Regions from separate parts of the Mus musculus genome. Here regions 1 and 3 are each linked to region 2. A link is a loop called in an ENCODE intact Hi-C map of the cell type or tissue named here. Cell type or tissue: left cerebral cortex. All regions are shown on one strand. Region 1 holds the start of Gm33215 (a long non-coding RNA gene). Region 2 has its middle 32 kb from the start of Gm33381. Region 3 holds the start of Gm33309 (a long non-coding RNA gene).

Region 1 (8,000 bases), 140 kb before region 2:
AGAGTTCCTGGTTTACCTAAAGGATCACTTCAGCCTGGGGGGGCGGGGGGGGGGACGGATGGGAGGGACGGGGGACAGGGGGACAGGGGGACAGGGGTCTCCCAAGGCAATCAGGATAAATACTGGCCAAGTTACCAGCCATCCTGGTCTCCTCCGACAAGGGACCTGGGGGCAGGGCAGACTCCTAGTGATGCTGATCAAATCAGTTTGTTCAACTGAGCTTGGAGGAGTGAAGGGGCCTGGGGGCTGTCCTAGAGGAGACCTGGGAAATGGGAGGTGCTGAGCTCAGAAGTGCATGAGGCCTACCCACTGGTCATGTTGTTACCTGGGAGGCTGGATTTTTCTACCTCAAGTCCCCATGTACGTTTTCTGTGAGAAAATGTCATATAGCTACAAATCAATTAAAGAAGTCTCCAATCCCAGTGATGTTGCTTCTTGCCTCATTCAAACTGAAAAACTTAACAGGCAGCACCTCTCTGTTCTTGAGATGTGTTCTTTCCCACTTCTAGAGCGGGTGGTAGAGAACTGTGGGAAAGGGACCTCTGGCTCATGTGGTGGTATACATCTTCAATCTCAGCATTCAGTGGGCAGAGGCAGGGGCATCTCTGTGAACTCAAGGCCAGCCTGGTCTACATATCAAATTCTAGGCCAGGGTTATACATCATGAGACCTTGCCTCAAAAAAAAAAAAAAAGAAAAAAAAAAGAAACCAAAAACTAAAAAGAAAAAAGAAAGAAAGAAGGAAGGGAGAAAGAAAAAAGACAGAAGAAAGGAAGGAAGGAAGAAAGGAAGGAAGGAAGGAAGGGAAGAAGGAAGAAAGAAAGAAAGAAAGAAAGAAAGAAAGGGGAGGGAGGGAGGGAGAGAGAGAGAGAGGACGAGAGAGAGAGAGAGAGAGAGAGAGAGAGAGAGAGAGAGAGAGAGAGAAGAAAAGAGAGGTTTTGCCTTTCTCTTTGCCTTGGGTTTCTAAATTAGGCTGTTGACTGACAGATGGATGACCACGCCTACCCAGATTACTTTAGGAGCCTAAACCACAAAGGGGGAGGAGCCAAGAGTCAGTTTGCTCCCATAATGCCTCCCCCCTCTTCAGAGCACTGGGGCCAGAGGTGGCCTTTGTCCCACTTCTCTCTTTTTCATGGAACACTGCCTCGAGAAGTCGTTTCTTTAGGTTTAAAGTTAAAGCCTTAACATGTCAATTGATAATTAAAATAGGAACAAATTCATCTAGAAAGTTCATGGACTCAGCCAGCGAGAATAGTATGTTCCAGCCTCAGGTACTTAGGACCCTGAATTCCCTGGCTCCAGGCATGCCCAGGTGTTTACCGCTGGCTGCTCAAGCCATTTCCAACCGGAGGACTTTCGCACTGTTACTGCTCTGTGTCAGCAGTCCGGCTGCCTTACATTTGTTCCCTGCTTCTTGGCCGCCCCCTCCAGTGGTAATAAAGATCTGCCATGAGATGAGATTTCCATCCGTACACTATGTTTCCATTCCATCTGATTGAACATTTCCTGGGCTTGCCAAGCCCGTGAGTCTGTCAGCGCCCCAGTCTGTAGTCACCTTTCTGAACCTCTAGCCCCGAGCTCTGAAATCAGGATGGAGCTATTTCTCCCAAGTTTTTCTTCCCGAGAAAACCCTCTGAAGATGAGCAAGGTACCTTGTCTTTTACAAAACTTGGCTTGTGGATGGAGACGAGAAGAAATAGTCTCAGTATGAACTCGTGCTAAAAATTCATCTTTTAGGTTGGGTGGCGGTGAGTGGTGGCTCCTGCCTTTCATCCCAGTACTCAGAGGCAAGTGGATCTCTGTGAGTTTGAGGCCAGCTTGGCCTATGGAGCCAGTTCCAGGACAGCCAGGGCTACACAGAGAAATCCTGTCTCAGAGGGAAAAAAAATCTTTTCATGGGTGAGAGGAAGAATATAGAAATTACCTTCTAATTAACCTCCAGTTTGGATCTTTGCAAATGCTGAATTCCTAGACCTTTTTCCAATGGGGAGACCCTTGGATGGTCTCCGGTGTGATTTTCCTCCATCCCTGTAGACTAACTGCTCTTTTGTTGTCCTGTTTCACATACAAATGGTGCAGGATTCCATTTTTTCTGTAATTCTTTATATCCCAGTCTCCTCTGGGCCATCCATGCCTTGGAGCTTTGAGCTGTTCCCCAGTGGGTCAGACTATTCAGAGGCCTGTAGAAAGAAAGGTGAGAGTTCAGAGCTGCCTGGTGCAGGTTCCTGCTTGTCTGTGGAGATTTGGCAGAGCCCCAGATGATAGGTCTGGCAGTACGTTGGTGTTTTTTAAATCTGAAGTAAGAGAACTGTGGACTGCATTCATTTTGATGATGACTCGTGGTTCAGCACCTTCCTCCCTAAGGATGATCTCTGAGCTAGGGCAAATTCAATAAACTTACTCATGAAAAGAACTGCTCAGAGAACTCTTCCTTGAGTGTAAGTAGTTGTCCCTCCACTTCCATCTCCAGAGACAGTGACAGTTGAGGGATGGGTAGGACAGTGCTGTGGTAGCATTCACCCTGTATCATTATCAGCCAGGACATGTGCTTGCAACACCCTGTGGCCTGTTGGCACTATTTGCTCCCATGGCTTAAAGCAGCCGAGTGCTATGCTGGATAGGTCTCTGTTGCTGCTGTTGGCTAGGCTGACCCTGACAATCACTTACTCTACAACAGGCTTGTATGTAGATGTTATGAGAAGAGGCAGCAAAGACCATGCCCACTTCAGCTTGTGGGTTGCTCAGCAACTGGAGATTGCTCTTGAACATTCTTCTGAAGAATTCTATCCTCAAGGCTTCTCTGAGCTAGCTCATTTAGTCCTGTGAGTATAACTTGTGTTATATATATATATATATATATATATATATATATATATATATATACACACATATATACATAATATACATATATGTTAGGGGCTGCTACATTATATTTTCAGATTTCTCTAGTCCATTAGATTCATAAGATTCATATATTTAACTACCCTTTGATGTCCCTTTGTGGATGTGTCATAGAGACCTCAAGTATAGCATATATATATATATATATACACACACACACATATATATGCACACACACATATATATGCACACACATATATACATATACATATACATATACATATACATATACATATACATATACATATACATATACATATACATATACTTTCCCAACAGGTCATGTTTCTGAGATACTTCTGTGGGTTGCATATTGGCACATCCATATCAACTTAGGCATCAGCCTTGAGCCCTTTTTCTCCCCATGTCTTTTCCACCTCTTACTCACTTGCTTCAAGATCTCCAGTGGTTTCCTGTCTCTTTCAAAACAGCACTGAAACCACTGGGTGTCACGTAAAGGGCTCTTATTATCCAGACCCTGCCTATGTACCTACCATCCACATCTGCTTCAGTTTCTAGTGGCTTTCTGAATCAGTCATATGTTTTTGTACACTCAGCCTTAACACACTCCAGCAGACCCGAGCTCAATTCCCAGTGTCCACACAGCAGCTCAAAACGATCTTTAGCTTCAGTTCCAGAGAATCTGATGTCTTCTTCTGACCTCTGTGGGCACCAGGCATGCACAGGGCACACAGACACACAGGCAGGTGGAAACATCTGTACAAACAAAATAACATTTAAAACAACAATAATAAACTAGTGTGTCATGCCCACCTCCTCCCCCTCCCCCCTCACTTGTCTATTGAGTCAAGACTGTTCTGATGCTGTCCCTTCCTGTCCATAGCAATCCACCCTGAGGCTTGGCAGCTATTAAATTTTTGTTAGGGGCTTAACACTTTGACTCTTATCTTCTTTGTTTTCTAATCTGCTCAAACATCCTGAAAAGCCCGGTAAACATAGCAGCTTGTTAAAATGGTGATGCCATTCCTCTGGCCTACTGAACCAGAACCCCTGTGGGTGCATCCAGCAGTCTGTGGTTTGATGGTTTCCACAAGTGATTCTGGGATACAGGAAGTCTAAGGAACCCTCTACTACAGACTGCACAGGTGGTGACAAAGGGCAGGGCTGGGGCCTCAGTCAAGAGAAAGCCCTTCCTCTCAAGTACTTGGAAACCATCTCACTGTCTCCCAGGAATGGTAAAAACTGTCGTAAGGTGGACAGCAGCTGGAGGGTTGGCTATGTAAGGCTCTGCCGACACAGGCGCGTGCTTTGCTAAGCTTTAGGGAAATCTGGAAGCCCATAGCCACACACCTAATAGGATCTTGTTTGGCAAACAATGTAGACTCCTTAGAGCAATGGGTCTCAACCTGTGGGTCATGACCCCTTTGTAGGTCACACATCAGATATCCTGTATAGCAGATATTTATACTATGACTCATAACGGTAGCAGAAGTAACAGTTATGAAGTAGCAACCAGGTAATTTTATAGATGGGGTTGCGGGGAGGGGGGGGGGTGTCACCACAACACAAGGAACTATAGTAAAGTGGCAGCCTTAGGAAGGTTGAGAACCACACTGCCTTAACGGGTCATGGGGCTGAGAGGAGTGAGCTGTGGGGTATAATTCCAAGTGTGTATTTTGTTTTTGTGATCACTCATATTTTCTTCCTAGCCAGCAAGTGTCTTAACTCTCTAACTTAGGACTAGAGAGCTGTCACTAGAGCTTAGGGTTTGGGCTCTCCAGCTTAGCCAGCACTTAGCCTTCCTTACTAGTTCCTTGAAACTGAGGCTTTTAGTTCCAAAGACATCTGTGCTTCTCTCAAGGCAACATTCCAGGTGAGTAAGGAACACTGTGGAGGTAGTCATCAGAAGACAATTTCCGAGCCAGGGAGGTGGCTCAGGAGGATGGGGACTTGGCTGCCAAGCCTGGTGACCTGAGTTTGATCCTTGAGACTTAGAGGGGAGAAAGAGTGGACTGACCTGCTACAAGTTGTTCTCTGAACCCCACATGCTTTGCACGGTGACAAGTATATCCCTTCTGTGTACACACACACACACACACACACACACACACACGAATGAATGAATGAATGAATGAGTGTATGCATTTTAGAAAGCGTCTCCTTCACTAGGCTGGTGGCAATGCTTGATGACAGAGTGCTTCCCTAGCATAAGGGAGCCCTGAGTTCTACCCCTATAGTGCCATCCATGGTGGGTCTGGTCGGTGATGGCTTCCTACTGCTCAGCTGAGAGGAGTGACTGACAGGAGGAGGCTACAGAATGTCTGAGGAGTCCTCCCTCCGAACCCCACCTTGAACTGCTATGGAAAACATCACCAATGGCTGCCAAGCACCCTGTTTCAGACAAGGACACTGAAATATAGACTGTTCTTTGTCCTGACTTCTACTCTAGGGGTTCTAACAACTGTTTTTGTAGAATTTGGACTGTGCCAGGAGGGACCCCGCCCCCTGTAACACATTAACCTCTAGCACTAAGATTCAAACAGAAATTTGGTGTTTCCTTCTCCCCAAATTTAAGCCCCAAGTCAAGGTAGCAATAGCATCTCTGGGTGTAGTAAAACCTGCTGATCACTTAATGTCGCATTGCAGCTGTTACTATCTGGAAATACCTGTCATGCTCATCACTATGTCAGTATCTTGGTTCTGATGAAGCCTGCCCCTGGACTACATTGCTTATGCTCTCACGAAGCAGAAGGATTATGGGTAGCATCAGCTGTAAATGTTCAGAGAAATTTTGACATTGTCTCAACTGTATTTTGATAAAATTTGTTCCTTCTGTAATCTTATCTATATTATTTATGCATTAAAAACTTTAGATTAAGATATTGTCCATAGGCTCTGCCAGTTGCTACAGAGATTCATGACGTTAAACAAACAAACAAACAAACAAACAGCCCTGAGAACAGCCAGGCTAGGTAGAATTCAGACCCATGAGGTTGGCAGGGCTGGAGAGAGTTCATACCCAGCTGCCCTGGTGCTAATACCCATTTTATTCATGCCACCTGCCAACTTGGTCTATTTTGGCCCAAGGCTAGCAGTAAATTGATGGTCATTCTGTCAGTTCTCAGAACTGTAGCCAACCAGAGCTCAGGCCATCAGGCGAGTGGGAACAAGGGGCTATGCTGGTTTTAATTTAAACTCTGGCTTAGTCCTTCAGCTGAATCCAAACTGCCTTAGCCATTTGAAATAAACCTCTAAGTTCTTTATCCCATTACCTCTGATAGGGAAGATTTCAAAATCATTATCTGTGTTTTTAATATTTATTTCATGCCAGTCATCTTGGTTTCTATCCAAGCACCTGAAGAGAGCTCAATAAATATTTATGGGGCAGTTGCCCTGTCCAGTGAGTCAGGCAGTGGGGATAATGGAAGGAAGAGACTAAGGTTCTGATTTAGGCGGACACAATGTAACAGGAGAAGAATGTAGGCAGAGCCTATATTTGGGCATTGTGCTTAGTTAGCATAAACCAGCAAGCAGATGGGAATCAGTGGTGGGATGGATTCGCTCTGACAGCATGGGCCGGGGAAGCCTGGGGAAGGGAAGAAATCGCTGGGAGCAGGAGAGGAATGTAGGGCGTGTGGATCTGAGGGGATGGGAGGGAGCCGTGGCTGAAAGACAGAGGGTCTGGAAGAATCCTCTCAGGGGTCCAGTATGAACACTGCATGTTGCTGGGGGAGTACGGGAGGCTTTCTCCCAGAGTGCACTGCAGTCAAGGATAGGTTTGGATGAACCTTCTGGGAAAGTGTATGGGGCAACTGTGTGTCCCTGATAATTAACCTAGCTGTCAAGTAATGAGCTCTTCCTTCCTTCCTTCCTTCCTTCCTTCCTTCCTTCCTTCCTTCCTTTCTTCCCTCCTTCCTTCCTCTTTCCTTCCTTCCTTCCCTCCCTCCCTCCCTCCCTCCCTCCCTCCCTCCCTCCCTCCCTCCCTCCTTCCTTCTCCTGTTTAGGTTTACATATGGGAAACAGGAAGACTTAACCATACAACCTTTGGAAAGCGACCATAGGGTTAGAATGTCATTAAGCGCTGCCTTTCCCAGCTGGGTGACAGGGACATTTCTCTGCACTTTGTTCCTATCTGTAAACTAGGAGAACAGATACCTATCTCTCAGGATTGAAAGAATTAAATGGAACGGTAGCTACAGGCATCCAGGGTGGGGCATGCAGTACTTAGCACAACACTTGTAGCAGCCAGTATAGTGTCTGCAGTATTCGATATAGAACCTCTAGTACCCAATATAGAACCCGCAGTACTTAGTTCAGGGCCTACAGCACTTAGCATGGGCCTGTAGTATTCATTACAGTGCTTACAGCATTTATCGTGACGCTTGCATTGCTCAGCACAGGGCTTATAATACTCAGCACAAGGCTTGTAGTACTCAGCATGGTGCCTGCAGCACTCAGCACAAGACCTAGGGTGCCCAGTGCGGTCCAGGAACTGTTATTTATTCACGATATTTTATATCATGTTTGTATTTCTCAAACCCTCAGGTCTTTCTCAAATCCCCAAGTCAAGATTCCTTAGGTACTATTTCTTTGAGCTTTACTGTATATATATATATATATATATATATATATATATATATAGCTTCACTGTGCCTCCAGTATTTTATTGAGTCCATTTTACAGAGAAGGCAAGCAAGACACAGTAAAATTGAATGGCAGATCAAGATCACATTCTAGCCACAGAGAAAAGCCAAGGCTGTAGGTGAAATTTGCAGGCTGATTCTTCATTCCACTTCCTGGGGACATTAGCATCAAGGAACAATCAGGTAAGTAAGGAACAGTCTGTTCTCTGGGTCCTTAACAGATTAACCTTTGTCAGCAGTCCTACCACATAAAATATTTTATGAGTTTGCCTTGCAGTGGTGAAATGTCAGGCTTTGAGTATCGAGGTGACTTGTGAATGCAAACCAATTCTACTTGCTGAAGTCTTTCTTGACTTGTCTTTCATAAGCAGCTCTTCCAGCTTTGAGCGTTGGAGACGACGCTTCAGCACTGAGCCGACCAGTGTGAACTCTGAATGCTTTGTTCTGTGGACTGCTTAAATTTTGGGGGCCTCTGTAATATGGGGTGCTAATCCTA
Region 2 (8,000 bases):
GATCTTCTACAGGTGTCATGCAGATAACTACAGCTGCGGTGTGTTATTACCTCAGCCCTGCCATGCCCGGAAAATATCATTTTACGACTATTCTCCCCATCTACCTTACATTCTTTCTGCCCCATCTTTCACAATGTTCCCTGAGCCTTAGAAGGAAGGCAGGGGTGTGATGTGGATGAGACCTCCACCATTGAGTACTCACATTTACTTATGCTCAGTATATTGACCAGTTCTGAATCTGTGCATTAATGACTACCCATTTCAAAATGAAAGCTTCTAAGACATCCACTCTCTGTGACCCAGTTCCCCAGAGTCCTGGGTCCATGCTGTTTTGTTAGTCTTTCTAATTCACTGGGAGCTCACGGCCTAACTGTCTGGGGTCAGCTTTCTGATGCACTCCATCTGCTTCTCAACACTGACTGCATATTGCTGTTGCCATGATTGCCTTGAACACATCCTGATGGGACGTCACAATGACCATGGATTCTCTAAATGGGATTCAGTTGCTGATTTGATTGTTGTAACTGATTTTAGTTCGTTGGAACAGGTGTTTTCAAATTGTAATGTTCATCAGAATCGTCACCTGGAGGCCTTATCAAAACTCAAAACTCAGCTTGCTGAGTCCTGGAGTAAGATTTCTGGAATTTGGATTTCTTTAAAGGACACAGAAATATTATAAGAATATGTTTCCATTTTAATCCCAGTTGTGGGATAGGGGCTGCTTCAGATTTTCCTCGGCTGCTGACTATGATTTACCTCGTGCTCTAGCAGGGGCGTGATTTTTGCCAGCTGCAGATGAATTCTGGCCATTTAAGTGTGAGGGCCCTGAGAGGTAGGGAGGGTTCTTGGTTGGTTAGTTGATTGGTTATTGGTTGTTGTTGGTTGCAGTTTGCTAAGTAGTCATGGGCAAAGAAGAAGCAACAAGAAGAAAAAAATTAGGTATTCTGACAGCAAAGATCAAACTTGCACTAGGGAACTTCTTCCCTAATTAGCAGGAAGGATAACATCACCCCTTCCCTACTCCTGACTTTATTTAGGGATCTCTTTCTTTTCTTTCTTCTCTTTTATCTAGTGTTGGGGGTTGGAAGGATGGAAGAAGGGTCATGGAAGAGGGAAAGAACCCACCAAGTAGCTAAAGACCAGTAACAGGGTCCCACCCCTACAATTTCTGGGACCCCCAAATTAAGATTTCTAACAAGTTCATGGTAATGCCTACGCCACATAGATCTTGGCAACACTTTCATAACCAGCATTTGACATGAATCAGGCTAGGAACAAATCCATTGTATAAGAGAGGAACACATAAACAGGTTTGCCATATTGGGATTCACAAAAACATTCTTTCATAGAGATCAACAATATGGGCTTTCTGTGCCCTGGTCTTCGGTCCTAGAGCCTAAACTTCCATACAAGAACTCTGACCTCCTTGTCAGAGCAACAGTGTGGGAGGCCCAGGGAATATATGGAGAAAGAGGTCTTTCTAGAGTCTAGTCTCATAGCCTTCTTGGCCAAAGTATTAGTCACACAATTAAAATTGTTTTGGATCCTCTAGACCAGCCTCAGCACTGAATATCATGAGATGACTCCAGTCAAAGCCACCCTTGAGCAGAAGAATCACCCAAATGAGCCCTGCCCTAACTCCTGACAAAATCACGTTGCATAATACAGGGATTGCCATTTAAGCCACTGAATTTGGGGTGCTTTGTTCTGTTGCAATAGGCAACCTGGACCATGTGCCGATAACTATTGCCCTTACAGGTGTGAAATTCATGCAGGAGACTGTTACAACTATTTGACTGATGTCAGAACAGATGCAAGTGCACATGGTGATAGTATGAGCGTGTGAAGGTCTGTGACATTTTATACTGTCCCAACCCTGAGTCCTGCGGCCAGTTAAATGTCCCATGGATACACCTCTGCAGCAAACTATGCAACTGCTGCAAACAAGGCCTCCTTGTGAATTGTGCAGAGGCTCATGAGTTAGCATTAAGTTCAAAGTTGGGACTCATCAGGAGGATGTAGGAAGAGGTGGCCACTTGTGAGGAAGGCCGGACAGCGTGGAGCCCAGACACAAGGAGGGCTCTGTCTGCCCCCGAGCACAACGTGCCTGTTTCTCAAGGTGGAGTTTGGAGTTTGGGAGCAATTCTCTTTCTGAAGAAGGAGGTTTTTATTTCCTCCTCTCTCCACCTCCCTTCTGCCTCCCTCAGCCCAGGGGGAATTTTTAGAACTATATAATAAGGACACTTGCAGAATCACAGCCTCTTTTTCTGAACGTGTTTCTTATGTAAATGCATAGCAGAAAACCCTTCCTCTGCTTTACACTTCAATCCTGCTTTGAAAACCTGCAACACTGAAACAGAAAAAGACACCTTGGGAATGCATTGGCTTTCATCTGCTTTCCATTTTTACCTAAGGCCCCTACCCGTCCTGTGCCCCCCACCCCCCAGCCTTTATTCTTCAAGTTAAGATTAATTTTAAATCATCTCGTGTTGAATAAGGACGGTTCCTGTGCATTTGTTCCGTCCAAATATATTGAGGTGAAGCCCTTCACAGCAATCTACCAATCCTTGGAAAACGGAAAGGGCATAGGATGCCCAGCAGCAGGGCACAGAGACTCTCTATCAGATGACTGGGTCTCTCCTGTGGAGGGAGGGGAGCAGCCTGGATCCACAGTTGGCCTTCCAGGTTTCCTTCTTATCCTCCTTTCTCTCTTCCCACCTCTTGGTACAGTGGTTTGTTTACCAGTCTGTTAGCCTTGCCTTGGGAACCCAGCAGTGAGGGGGGCAAAGGATTCCTCTTCATCCCGGCTCAGAAGCACACCGCCAAACAGTATTTAAATAAAGAATAAATGCATGTGTTTAACCGAGCGGTGCTTGAATGAATGGGTTTGAAGCCCAACTCAGACACTTAACTGGCTGCATGAAGACAAATCTTAGGGGGAATGGAATACTTCAAGCTGTAATACAGCGTAATATGCACCGACTCCAGACCCTTCACATTGAACGCATTATCATGAAGCAGTGAGGCGGAGGGCAAATGCGAGCTGGTGGAAGACTTGGGATGACAGATGTTAAGGGGAACACTGATCAGCTCCAAAGAAAGGAGTCCTTTTGCGGGGATTTGTTACCCTCGGGGAGACAGCCCAATCAGACAAGTGGAGTGCATCATGAGGAGGACTCACGATCTGATTCCCGGATCCCACTCAAGAAACAGGTAATGGAGAGTGCCTTCTAATTCCAGGCTGGAAGACAGGAGTTGGGAGAGGGACACACTGGTCAGCTGCCTAGTCAATTCAGGGAGTTTCAGGTTCAGGGAGAGACTCTGTCTCCAAAAATAAGATGCCCCTGCTTCCACATGCACCTGGACTGAAGGACACGGGTGAACTCATACACGTTCATATCCCCTTCTGCGCATGCACACAAAAAAACGTCTTTAGGGACTGCAGGTAAAGAGGGGCTGTGTGACACAGAAGTTAACAATGCAAAGCTGGTGTGAGGCGGTGTCACAGTGTAACTCCACACTCGGCAGCAGGCTGAACCTTTACCTGTGGTCCGAGGAGGCTGTGGTTATCGCTTCCTTTCCCTCCATTCAATATCTCAAGCAGTGTTCCTTGCCTGGAGCCAGCTGCGGCCCCGGGGACAGCCATCTGAATTAATTATGAGAGATTGCATTATTTTTTCCATCCTCAGATTCCTAACCAGAAGCAGAAGGGAAAGTACAATAATAATTCACTGAGGCCTCAGGAAGGAAATAGTGAAGTCAGGCCATTCAAGGGAAAGCCAGAACACCGAGGGGAACTGGTTGTCCCTCCAACCGACAGGGGGCACCACTGAGTCAGACCGCCACTCCTGACCCCCGCGGGTGTCATCTGGCCTTCCTCATCTCTCTGCCCTCTGACTGGGATGTCTCAGGCCTTGATATTTGCCATCCCACCCAGCCCAGCCCTGTCCTTCAGATGAGGTTACCCATTAATTACTATGGTGCCCCATTCAGAGGAGCCCCAGTGAGGGAACAGTGGACCCCCGTAGTCAGGGTGGAGAACACTGGGTACCAATCCTCCCCGCCCCTCCTTTACACATACACCTCATTCCCTCCTCTTTCGACGTTCCTCTTCCTTCCCACTGTCCCTCCTCCCTTATGAAAGGCCCAAGACCCGCAGGTGCAACAGACACGTTCAGCCGCCCTTTGACCACGTCGTCCCAGCTCGCAGGAAGAAGGAGCAGTAAGGATATTTGGATATCTGAGTTCCCAGCCTTCTGTGAGTGCTGCCAGGAACCCCTTGCACCTCCCTGTCTGGCCCCTGCATCCCTAGACGGGCTCAATGCTCACTGCTCTCACTGAAAGCTACATTCAAAAGATTGAAAGGAGGCAACAGACAACATTGGCCACCTGTTCCCTCCCTGCTGGGCCGTGGCCAGACAGTAGAGCAGTGCTACGTTGTGCCTTGGGTGTGACGGACTGCGTGGGCCACCCAGGGTGTGGCTAAGGGCCCCTGCACTGAGGCAGCAGATCCCTGAAGCCAGGCTAGTCCCCAGGACGACCTTCTCCCTGGGGTCCACTCCCACGTTCTGAAGCCTTTGACATTTCTCTTCTGTGCCTCCCTATAGGTCCCGCTGCTCCAGGAGAGAAGAGTGATCCAAATTGGTGTGGAGAATGTGTTTACTTAAAATCCTATTGAAGTCTAAATTTAGAGCCTGTATCTGCCGGCCTTATCAAGAAACAAGTTCTAGAGAGAGGGTCCTGGTGCTCCGATGACCTTTAAGGAAAGATTTCAGAGTAGGCAGAGCTAGGTACACTGTCCTAGGAGGTGGGTCTGTGCCGCTTATGTCCTCACCTGCCTTGACAGAGAGGCAGCCCCGGGCGGTGGGGGTGGGGTGGGGGGATTCCCTACAATCATGGGTGCTTCCCAGGGATAACAGGGCCGTGGCCTTCCTCTCTTCCCACCTCTGACACAGCAAGAGATAACTGTCCTTTCTTAACTGTCCTTTCTTCCCTCCAATAGACCCAGAGAAAAGTTAGTTCGGCTGGCAGAGATTGTCTCCTAATAGTAGACATTACTGTCTCCCACCCTCCAGATATTGTTCAGGTTACTTAGCATAGAGTGGCTGCTTTAATTCTCACTCTTCCCCATTTTACAGACAGACAAAACAAGTCATGGAGGCATTGGCAATGTATCCCTAGTTGTAGAGCTTCTTAGTGCTTTCCTCACCAAACAGAAGTCCCACATGGAGGCCACACTGCCCAGCAATTCCCCAGGGGAAGTCTGAGGGTGACCCTGACCAAATAGGAAAGACCTGGAGCTACAGAAGGAATCGCCTCAGGTTTGTGTGGCAAGGGCTGCTCTCCCAGACCTGGCTTCAGAGCATCTGCCTCACAGGGGCAGTAGCCCATCTCCAGTTCTCCCAACTGTTCAGGGCAGGGTGGCCTGGAATCCTTAAGCTCTACTGGCAATATCTAGTGAAGAGTGTCCCCCTCCCCAGCCCCCCCCTCCCACCATGCAGATGCCGGACAATGAGAGAGCACAGAGGGGGGTGGGGGGGCTCCTCATAGGTTGCTCCTGCCTGGGTAGGAGGGAGACTCAGGTCCAAAGAGGGTGGTAGGATATGGAAATCTGTGGCCACACCCTCCAGGCTCCAGGGATACTGGCCCTTTTCTCTGTTCAACACGAATGCTCTCCAACAAACAGCATGGTATCCAGCTTCATCCTCATGCAGCCTGGGTGGGGCAGTAGGAGAGCAGAAACCTGGGTGAGGACAAGGGGGAGCTGGGAGGCTGTGTCCTCCAGCACCACAGCAGAACAGAACACTGCTGGGGGCTGAGAACAGAAGCAAAGGGGGACAATGTCTGTCACCACTGTTGAAACTTCCAGGAGAACAGACCCCTATCCACAGGGACACACAACCATAAACCCAGCCTCACTGGGGATAGCATCATTTCCTAGGCAGGTGGCCCTGGGTGGTATAAGAAAGCTAACTAAGCATGCGCCTGCCCGTGAGTGAGCCTGCTGTGCCCTGTGGTTCCTGCCGTAAGTACATCCTTGGCTGTGCGTGAGTTTCCTGGCTGGAGGCAATGCTGTGTGCAAGAGCAAGCATTCTCTGCCTTCAGGTTCTTGTCCTGACTTCCCTCAGTGATGGAAAGTGACCCGTAAGTGTAAGCTGAATAAGCCCTTTCCTCTTCTGCATTGCTTTTGGTCAATGTTCTAGCAAAGCCCCAGACTGAAGCTGGAATGGTCTCCTTGGCTAATGGCCATGCTCAGGGAGCTGGCCCAGAGCCTTTGAGCAGCAGCTGGCTCTTCTAACTCAGCTGCTCTGCACAAGGCTGCTTCTGGGGGGCCCCTGGCAACCCTGGCAACTTCTCGGGAATTTTATTTATCTCATAAATTAAATTCGTGAAATTCAAAAGGAAAGCAAAACAAATCCAAAGTCTATCCAAAGGTACAAAGGCCTACACATGAAAGGCAGGGACTGTTTGGACACGTCGTCATCGTCGTAGTGGTCTCATTATCCATACGACTTTGCTTCAGCCAGAACATACATAAGAACGGACTCAAAGCTGCCCACCACCTACCACCACCACACCACAGCTACACTCTGCCTACGCACTGCAAAATGGGCTTCAGCTCTCTCCTGTTTCTGTATACGTGGAAACATTATTTTATTAAACTAATATTCAGAATGGCATTCATACAAAGCCATACCATGGACCAAAATTCAGCAACTTAAATAATAATTTGTTCAGATCCTTAAGAGCAATGTATTTGCTAATTCAATCCACCCCACCCCCACTTCTCAATGGCTGTCACTTTTATCAGCTCTAGGGACTCAAGCTTAAAGTTAGTACATTCTCCAAGTTACCCCATACTCATATTTGAAAGGGAGGGGGTGTCCCTCTCCAGTAGGTCTGTTAATGGATGTATGCAAGAAGATCATGGAATTCCTCTGTGTTTAGGATGACATTAGGCTGTAGAATCGGATGGGCTTCCTTTTAGGACCACACATGATAGAAGTAGGCAGGTAAAAGAGGAGGTGGCTAAGATGGAGGCTCTCTGTCCACTCGCTGGGACCCAGAGCTTGCCTGGGGGCTTCCCCTCCTACACAGCTGGGATGCTCATCAGTAGTACTTCTTGACTCTGTAGCACCCGGTGCTCAGGATGCTAAGCACCGTGATGACTACAATTTGTTCTGCACCTAGACCCACACAGAAGCCCCAGACTGTGGGGCTGCGAAGCATGGGGTCCAATCATCTGTTTACCGAGCCCCGTTACCTGGATTTCCATCCCCTGGTGTGTCACTGGCCAAGTGGCTTTAACCACTCCAGGCCTGGTTTTTCCTTGTGTGTAAAATGAAAGCAAACTTTGCCTAACCCCAGGTTCTGTCACAGCAACTGAACAAGGAAATTTGAGCCAAGTGTTTGCACAGTTGCTGTCCACCCAGAACTCTCGGGAGTGGAGGGAAGATAGGTGGGAAGGCACCTGACCTGAGCCTCCGAGGCCAGAGGAGGTTGAAGGAGGACCAGATAGGTGACCTGGAAATGACCACAGGCCTGAGTCCGGGCTGTCAACTTTGATATCCTGGAGGGGCGATACATGAGAGGGTAATTCCGGTAACTATATTTCCTTGCAGAGTACACTGTGCTCTGCCACAGGAACATTTTCTCATTACTATATAATAACATCAGCGCTAATGTCCTCTTTCTCAAAGGAGTCCAGAGCACTTAGAGATTGCATGCTCAGTGCCCAAAGTGCAGGCCTGGGGTTGGTGGCAGAGGCTGCCAGATATCAGGCTTCTACTGCAGTAAAGCGAGCAGAAGCCAAGGGTGTGTCACACAGAGTCACCGCACTCAGCATCTCTAGTGCTCTGGGGACCCACTCAGAAAGGTCACTTCCCTTGAAGACACCACCGAAGCTAGTTTGAGGGGACTCCAATGAGCAGCCTTCTCTGCCCATCACATTCAACAGGAAAAACGGGGCTGGGGAGGAACTGGGAGGACTCTGGGAGCCT
Region 3 (8,000 bases), 56 kb before region 2:
ATCTATCTATCTATCTATCTATCTATCTATCTATCTATCTATCTATTCCTATGGTTCCCTAGGATCTGACCCAAGGTTTTATAACATGCCAAGCAAAAACTCTCTGGCTGAGCTATAACCCAGTTTCTATGAACATACTTTTAAAATGTGCATGGTATTTTCTGTCTAGATATTTGTGTGCCATATGCATTCCTGGTACCCTCATAGACCAGAAGAAGGTGTCAGATTCATGGAACTAGCATTACAAAAGTACACTTTCAGATAGGGTGCTGTGAACCCCACCCGGGTCCTCTGAAAGAGCAGTCTATGTTTTTAACTGCTGAGCCATCTTTCTAGCTCACATATACATGCTTGCTCTGATAGTCATTATATATATATATATATATATATATATATATATATATATATATATATATATATATATATATCCTTGGTGTTAACATTTCCTGTTTAGGAAGATGGAATTCAATAGCTTTGTGTCTTAGTTAGGGTTTCTATTACTGTTAAGAGACACTATGACCATGGTGACTCTTATAAAGGAAACATTTAATTGGGGCTAGCATATACATAGGTTTAGAGGCTTGGTCCATTATTACCGTGGTGGGAAGCATGGTAGATGTAGGCAGACAAGGTGCTAGAGAAGGAGCCAAGAGTTCTATATCTGGATTGGCAGGCAGCAGGAAGAGAGAGTGGCTTTGGGACTGGATTGAGCATGTGAAATCCCCAAGTCCACCCCCAGTGGCACATTTCCTCCAGCCATGCCATGGCTCCTAGTAGTGACATCCCCTACGAGCCTATGAGGGTCATTTTCATTCAAACCACCACACCTTGTTTTCTGTATGTTTAGTAATTCTGACAAAATTCAGAAGCTGAGGACCTGTCTTCCAGTGGTTTTCCTTGAAGCCTCAATATGAGACCTTGTTTCCACTGAGAACAGACATGATTGATAGGAAGTCTGTAGCGTGATTTTGTTTTGTTTTGTTTTGTTTTGTTTTGTTTTTTCATCTCAGACACACTCTCTCTTCACAGAGGGAGGCTGCCTGCCATTTGGTTAACCTGTCGGTCGGGCTTAACCCTTATTCTGCATGAAACCCCTCTGTCCTAGCATTGGTGGAGAAGTGCTGAGATACAAGAGAAACAGAAAAAGCTGCCTCTCTAAGGTAGAGGGAGCTGGTGGTGGGCATGTGGAGAGGAGGAGATAGCTGTAACAGGAATCACATTGGCTGGGTGCAAGCCCAGATTCACTACTCACAAGGCACAAGGTCCAGTCGGTTCTGGTAATAGGTCTTTTCCCATCTGGCCTTCTGAACCTTTTGAGACACTGTCTTAGTCACTCTTCTATTGCTGTGAGAAGACACCATGACCAATGCAAATTTTATAATAGAAAGCACTTAATTCTCATTCAAACCACCACATGACACTCCCTGGCTCCCATAGGCTTGTAGCTATATCATAATGAAAAAAAAATGTATTCAGTCCAACTTCAAGGTTCCCCATAGTAAACTACAGTCTACACACTGTTTAAAAGTCCAAAGTTCCAAGTTTCTTCAGAGACTTCATGGCAACCTCTTAACTGTAACCCTGTGTAAACTCAAAATCAAAACACAGACTCTTGCACGCCCGACTCACCAGCAAGAACGACGCTGCAACAGGATCCTTTGCACACGTTTATTGGGAGAGCTTGATTGCAGAGGCGAAGAGACCAGAACTGGTGCTGCTTATATAGGCCTAGGAGAGGCGTGTCTCACACCCGGATTGGTTATGCATTCTACCTCATTTGCATGTTCCTCATCTGATTAGTTATTCTCTCAGTACCTCACAGAACCTCATTAACATACCTCATTATCATGCCCGGGCCAGGCAGTGTTTTGGCAAAAAACTTTACTGCATATTTACACATTGGTTGTTTGCCCAAACTTATGCGTGGTGGCCAGCAGTAGCCAGCGCCACCCTGCAACGGCACATGTGGCTTCCCACAACAGACCACATGCTTCCAACATACAATAGACAGAGAATCTACATTTCTATTCCAAAAGTAAAGAAAATGAGCATAGTGAGACCAAAGCAAGATTGGAAACCAACAGGGCAACTTCCAAACTCTGCATCTCCATGTTTGATGTCAAACACTCTTCAGATCTCCAACTCCTTTCAGTTTTGTTGACTGCAACACACTTCTCTTTCTTGGGCTGGTTCCATTTCCTGTTAGCAGCTCTCCTCAGCAGGCATCCCACTGCTCTGGCATCTCTAATAGCTTGGGGTCTCCAGGGCAACTCAGACTACACCCTCAGAGCTTCACTCAGTGACATCTCCAGACCCCCAGGCAGAGATGTCCTTACACAGCTGACTTCCTCAGTCATGGAGGGAGATTCCACGCCCCTTCCTTGTATTCTTGACTCTAAAGCCAGAGCCACGTGCTGAAAGCTCCCAAGTTCTGCTGCTTGATGGGGCTGGAGCCTGGTCCCCTCCTTCAGTTCCATCTGCAGCAGCTTTCTGTTGTAGGTGGGTTCCTTTACTAAGCTTTTCTTTAATTGCTTTTCCCAAGTTGGAAGCTAGACTGGGTGTGGTCTTGCCCTGAGGTCACCACTCCCTTTATTCCTTGTAGCATTAGGCTTGGCCAAGGACTTAGCTGCATTACACTTCCTGGTGCTTCTTTCACCTCAAACTACATTTTGTACTTCTCTTTCTCCAGCTTGTTCCTTTTCATTATAGATTTTCATAAGAGTGACCACTAATAACCACGGACACAGTCAATACTAGACTGTCATGAAATTTCCTTTGTCAATGCCATTAATCCAAAACTCTTCAATTTAGCCTCAGATAGATATTTAGGACAAGGGCCAAAAGCAGCCACAAGAACAGTCTCTCTGCCACTTACTAGTATTCTTCTCCTCTGAAACTTCTTGAGCTGGCTATCATAATTTATATCTCTCTCAGCACCACTAATGTCCATGTGCCCACTAGGATGGCCCATTAAAGCCCACTTAAAATGTTCAAGTGCTTTTCTAGTACAAATTCCAAATGTCTTTCATATTTCTCCAACAAACAGGATGGCCAGGCCTACCACAGCAATAGACCACTCTCTGGCACCAACTTCTGTCTTAGTCACCGTTCTATGGCTGTAAAGAGCAGACATGCTCTTATAAGAGAACGAATTAAAATGAGGGTTCGAGAGTTTTAGAGAACTAAGGTTCATTATCATCATGGACAGGACCGTGGCAGCAGGCAGGCATGTTGCCAGATAAGTACCTAAGAGATACATTCTGAACCAAAGGGAGAGAGAGAGAGGGGGGAGGAGGGGGAGGGGGAGGGAGAGGGAGAGGGAGAGGGAGAGGGAGAGGGAGAGGGAGAGGGAGAGAGAGAGAGAGAGAGAGGGAGAGAGAGGGAGAGAGAGGGGGTAGGGGGAGGGGTAGGGGGAGGGAGAGGGAGAGGGAGAGGGAGAGGGAGAGAGAGAGAGAGAGGGAGGGAGGGAGAGAGAGAGAAAGAGGGAGAGAGAGAGAGACTGGGCTTTTGAAAGCTCAATGCCCACTCCCAGTGACACACTTCCTCCAACAAGACCACACCTCCTAGTCCTTCTAATCTTTTCCAAATTGTGCCATACCCTGATGACTAAGCATTCAAATATATGGGTCTATAGGGGGCATTCCTATTCATATCACTACAGACAGGGTCTCTCTCAGGTTGGCTCAAGCTTATGCCCACCAGAAGGTTTGGCTGTAAAGACAACTGATCTCATGGGAAGCCAAGACAGCTAAACATTTGGCTCCTTCATGGCAGAAAAGAAGTCAAGCCTGAGAACCAGAGAGTACTGTTCTCAGTCTCTCACCATCACCATGGCCCCAGGGAGCTGCTGTCTCAACTTATTAGGGAAACTCATTTCCTTCTCTTCCTTCCTATTCTCCCTCTCCTCTCCTCCCCATGTTACCCTTGGCAACATCTATAGGTTTATACTGACTACAGCTTCTGGTGACCAGTACCCTTGTTACCTGGTTCTGCTAGCCAGTTATAGTGGATATTCTTCAGTTTGAGCCTGATTGGATGGAGATTCCCTTAGGAGGTTATGAAAGCACACCTCAGAGTGCATCTGAGAAGATGCTTCTAGAGACAGTTAGATCCTGAGGGAGGGCTCTGATCTAATCCACCAATGATTCAGCTGGGGGTTGGAGGATGGGGCGTGGAACCTAGTCTCAGGAAATGCATTGCTGAGGAATGAGATTTTGAAGGGCATGTCTCTGCCTCCACCCTTTGCCATCTTCACTCTCTGCTTCATGGCTGCGGTGGGGTGGGCAGCCTCCTCCACTCTTCTGCCTCACCGCAGAAGAAGCATGGTCCCGTAGCATGGAGCCAGTTGACTAAACTACAGCTCCCTGTGAGCCAAGGCAAATTCTTTCTTAAGTTACCTTCTTCAGGCATTTGGTCACAGTGACAAATGGCAAATATAGCCTTACTCTCTGGGGGAAAAATCAGCTTTTTTCCACTAATTCTGAACCTTACAGTCTTGTCTACATAATTGCTCTAAGTTCCTGTCTGGCTGTGGCTGCTTTGCAATATTGATGGCTCAGGTGCTGCTTCAGTCAACCACAGGTTGGCCTGGGTTATGCACAGGTCCTTTGGGGGAATGTCCCTTCGTAGAACCTGTGGGCTTCTTCTAGTGCTCTGGCACAGATGCACACACTTGCCTTCTCCCCACTTTCTCAAGGAGGAAGCTAGAAGTACCGATTGCATTAGGGGCTTGTCCCGACCAGTCGTGGCTTCTGCTACCCTTACAGTCTGGGTAGAAAGGACTTGCAAGCCACCCTGGAGTATAGGTGGTCTCTTCCTCAGCCTGGCCTTTTGTCCCCTAGACAGTTCAGCCTATGTATGGTTCACGGTGAGTGCAGAATCCCTCCATTGGAGGTGACTGCTTCTAACTTCCTTACTGCTCTAGTCCATCCTTCTGGAATTTAAAGAGCATCTGGTGCCTTTCAGCTGTGATGCCTGGTGCTGAGGGTGTGGCTGGATGATAATTGAGAGGCCCTCAGTTCACTCTCCAACGCTGAACAGTAAAGTTATGCATTGTTAGATAATAAGAATTTTTTTGGTATCTTTGTACAAACTACATACCCTAGTTCCTGCAAACATTCCTCAGATGACTTACTTTTGGGCTATTCTGGCACCCTGACTATTCTCCTTAGAATTTGGTCCCATTTGCCTTTTAAGTTATAGCCCAGAGGAGGAAGCAGTTCTCTGGATGTGGGCTAACAAATTCCCAGCCAAGTGTGGGGAGGTTGCTCTCATCCAGATTTCCAGTTAACGTCATTCATTTCGCATCCTTTATTCTAGGAGCAGCCCTTGGTCATGTAACCGGCCAGCACATTACCGTCAGCAACCTTTCTGCTTCTGAGTATGCATCCTGTGAAAATTAAGTCACCCAAAGACAACTCAGGATAAACATGTAAACACACATGCGTGCGCAGGTTTCTGCTTCAAGTTCTTGTTCTGACTTCCCTCAAAGATGAGCTATGACCTGGAAATGGAAACCAAATAAAAGATTTCCTCTTCTAAGTTGTTTTTGTTCACAGTATTTGTTAAAGCAACAGAATGGAAATGAGAGTGATTCAAAGTCAGCCTGGTCAGTGTAACAAGACACTGTCTCAGAAGAAGGAAAGAAAGAAAGAAGGAAAGAAGGGAAGAAGGAAAGAAGGAAAGAAAAGAAAGAAAGAAAGAAAGAAAGAAAGAAAGAAAGAAAGAAAGAAAGAAAGAAAGAAAGACAGGAAGGAAGGAAGGAAGGAAGGAAGGAAGGAAGGAAGGAAGGAAGGAAGGAAGGAAGGAAGGAAGGAAGAAGGAGAAAGAGGGAGATAGAGGGAGAGAAAGAGGGGGGGAGAGAGAGACTAAGGAAGGAAGGGAGGAAGGGAAGGAGGGAGGGAGGGAGGGAGGAAGGAAGGAAATGAGAACCTGAAGACTTAGTCAAGATTGCATGCTGACAGCTGACTGAGCCGGGGTGTGAGTCCAGGGTTCTAATGAGATGCCGTCTAGCGTCTCTCCTCCTGTGCCTATAATGGACTATCAGCTCTAAACCTCAGTGGCCACTTTCCTTTGTGTTCCAACCCTCCCCATACCTTTGCATGAACAGTTAAACTCTACGTTCTTTGTGTCTGAAACCTGCATGCCATTGTATTATTTCCACCATTTCTCTGTTGTACAGGACAAGAGGACGGTGCTCATCAGTCTCCTTGCAAGGCGGCCTTGTTTGGCCACTGTGTGATGGTTTGTTTATGTTCGGCCCAGGGAGTGACACTATTAGAAGGTGTGGCCCTGTTGGAGTAGGTGTGCCATTGTGGGTGTGGGTTTTAAGACCCTATCCTAACTGCCTTGCAGCAAGCATGCTGCTAGCATACTTCAGATGAAGATGTAGAACTCTCAGCTCCTCCTGAACCATGTCTGCCTTGATGCTGCCATGCTCCTGCCTTGATGATAATGGACTGAACCTCTGCACCTATAAGCCAGCCCCAATTAAATCTCCTAATAAGAGTTGCCTTGGTCATGGTGTCTGTTCATAGCAGTAAAACCCTAACTAAGACACACTGCCTACAGCCCAGGCTATGACTGATTGAACAGGGAAAGGACCAATCCGCAGACTCGGGATGTGTGAGCCTGGAAGTGCTCTGCTCAGAGCTCCCTCCCATCCTGTGGTTCAGGGGATGCTGCAGACTGACAGCCTCCACCTGTGGCCTTTATCTCCAGCGTGAGCTTTGCATTTCCCATGTGCTCTGTCAGTGCACATCTGGATGAATGCAGCCTGACCACTCCTGCCCCACTTGTGGCTCCGCTTAGCCGACAGCCTTGTTGGAAGCTCTCTACTGGCCCTGCTGAGAATGGAACTGCTCAATACACTCTTCTTTCTGCTCTGCTCTGCTGAGGATACACAGTACCGAGAAGCCAGAGGTTGGACACTTGCTCTATCTGCCTCAGTGAGATCATTTTATTCTGTCTTGGTAAAGGCGGGCCACGGTTCACCAGAGAAAAAGAAGGGAACGGTTCTTCTGTAAGGTAAGAGTGTCGGGGAGAGACATCAACCCTCAGTAGTGCTTGCATAAATAACTCAATCCCATTTCTCCAGTCTTTCACAGGTCTAAGGTGGGTTTTTTGTTGTTGTTTTGTTTTGTTTTGTTTTGTTTTGTTTGTTTTTTGTTTTTATTTCATGACAGGGTCTCACTGTGTAGCTCTGACTGTGTAGCTCTACATAGACTAGGCTGGCCTCGAACTCATAGAGACCTGCCTGCCTCTGCTTCCCTGGTGCTAGGATTAAAGGCATGCACCAACAAGCCTAGCTTTCTTCCCCAGTTTTGATATGAGACCTGGAGAGGCTGTTACCGTTTTCAAGGGCTGTTCTCCAGCTTTCTTTTCGGGTTGCTTGGCCAGTGATATCAAGTGATGGCCCTTTAAACTCATTCTTCCTTATCTGGTTTTAAATTAGGTTGGATATTTCTTAGAAGGTGCAAAATTGACCAACTTATCGATGAAAAAGTCTCACAATCGTTCAACATTAGGAAAAACTCAAATTGAAGCCATAATGAGATACCACCTCACTCCATTGGCATTGATCACTAAATAAAAGAGAAAAAAAAACCCCATGAGATGCCAACAAGGATTCAATAAATGAAATAGTCAGGCCGGAACTCTGCCTGCTTTCCAGGAGGCCTGCCAGCCTCAGGGACACTAGCTAAGACTCCACTCCTCCAAGTCCTTGCTTGCCAACTCCCCAGAAAGCCCACCCAACAGCGCAGCTAAACTGTACCATACCCTGCTCTCAATTTCCCACCCCACAACTCTGCCTGCTTTTCCAGAGGCCCCTGCACCAGGGATCCTAGGCCACACTGGTAATAGAGACCCTAGAGGAAAGTTTAGCACCCCAAACCCTAGAGGCCACAAAAACTCCACTGGAGACATACTACTGGACCTTAAGACTCACTGGTCACTAGAACCTAGAGCCACTCAGGTTAGAAGAATGGGAGGAAACAGAA

The links. A loop is a pair of places that touch in the nucleus more often than their neighbours do. Peaks named below come from ENCODE experiments on the same cell type or tissue, not always from the same donor. Only the 100,000 strongest peaks of a DNase experiment are listed, where the experiment ranks them.
Region 1: a loop joins it to region 2, with 2.9 times the contacts of the local background. A loop is called at or near these places in 2 of 42 quality-filtered maps.
Region 3: a loop joins it to region 2, with 4 times the contacts of the local background. A loop is called at or near these places in 3 of 42 quality-filtered maps.

The regions. Positions count from the first base shown.
Region 1 is chr3:101,647,211-101,655,210 of GRCm38, forward strand. It overlaps Gm33215 (a long non-coding RNA gene), which reads right to left and starts at 3,587. Exons shown (of 3, transcript XR_375915.2): 1 at 3,395-3,587; 2 at 1,924-2,179. In left cerebral cortex, no CTCF peak of the experiment used is centred here; DNase peaks (open chromatin) are centred at 4,758, 6,407 and 7,204; H3K27ac peaks cover 2,068 bases.
Region 2 is chr3:101,792,003-101,800,002 of GRCm38, forward strand. No RefSeq gene overlaps it. Among named protein-coding and RNA genes, the nearest start is that of Gm33381, 32 kb to the right of the region's middle. In left cerebral cortex, a CTCF peak has its summit at 3,814 (motif pointing right); DNase peaks (open chromatin) are centred at 2,200, 2,734, 4,365 and 6,192; H3K27ac peaks cover 3,227 bases.
Region 3 is chr3:101,735,874-101,743,873 of GRCm38, forward strand. It overlaps Gm33309 (a long non-coding RNA gene), which reads right to left and starts at 1,666. Exons shown (of 5, transcript XR_867526.1): 1 at 1,630-1,666; 2 at 1,253-1,344. In left cerebral cortex, no CTCF peak of the experiment used is centred here; DNase peaks (open chromatin) are centred at 4,186, 5,023 and 5,211; H3K27ac peaks cover 878 bases.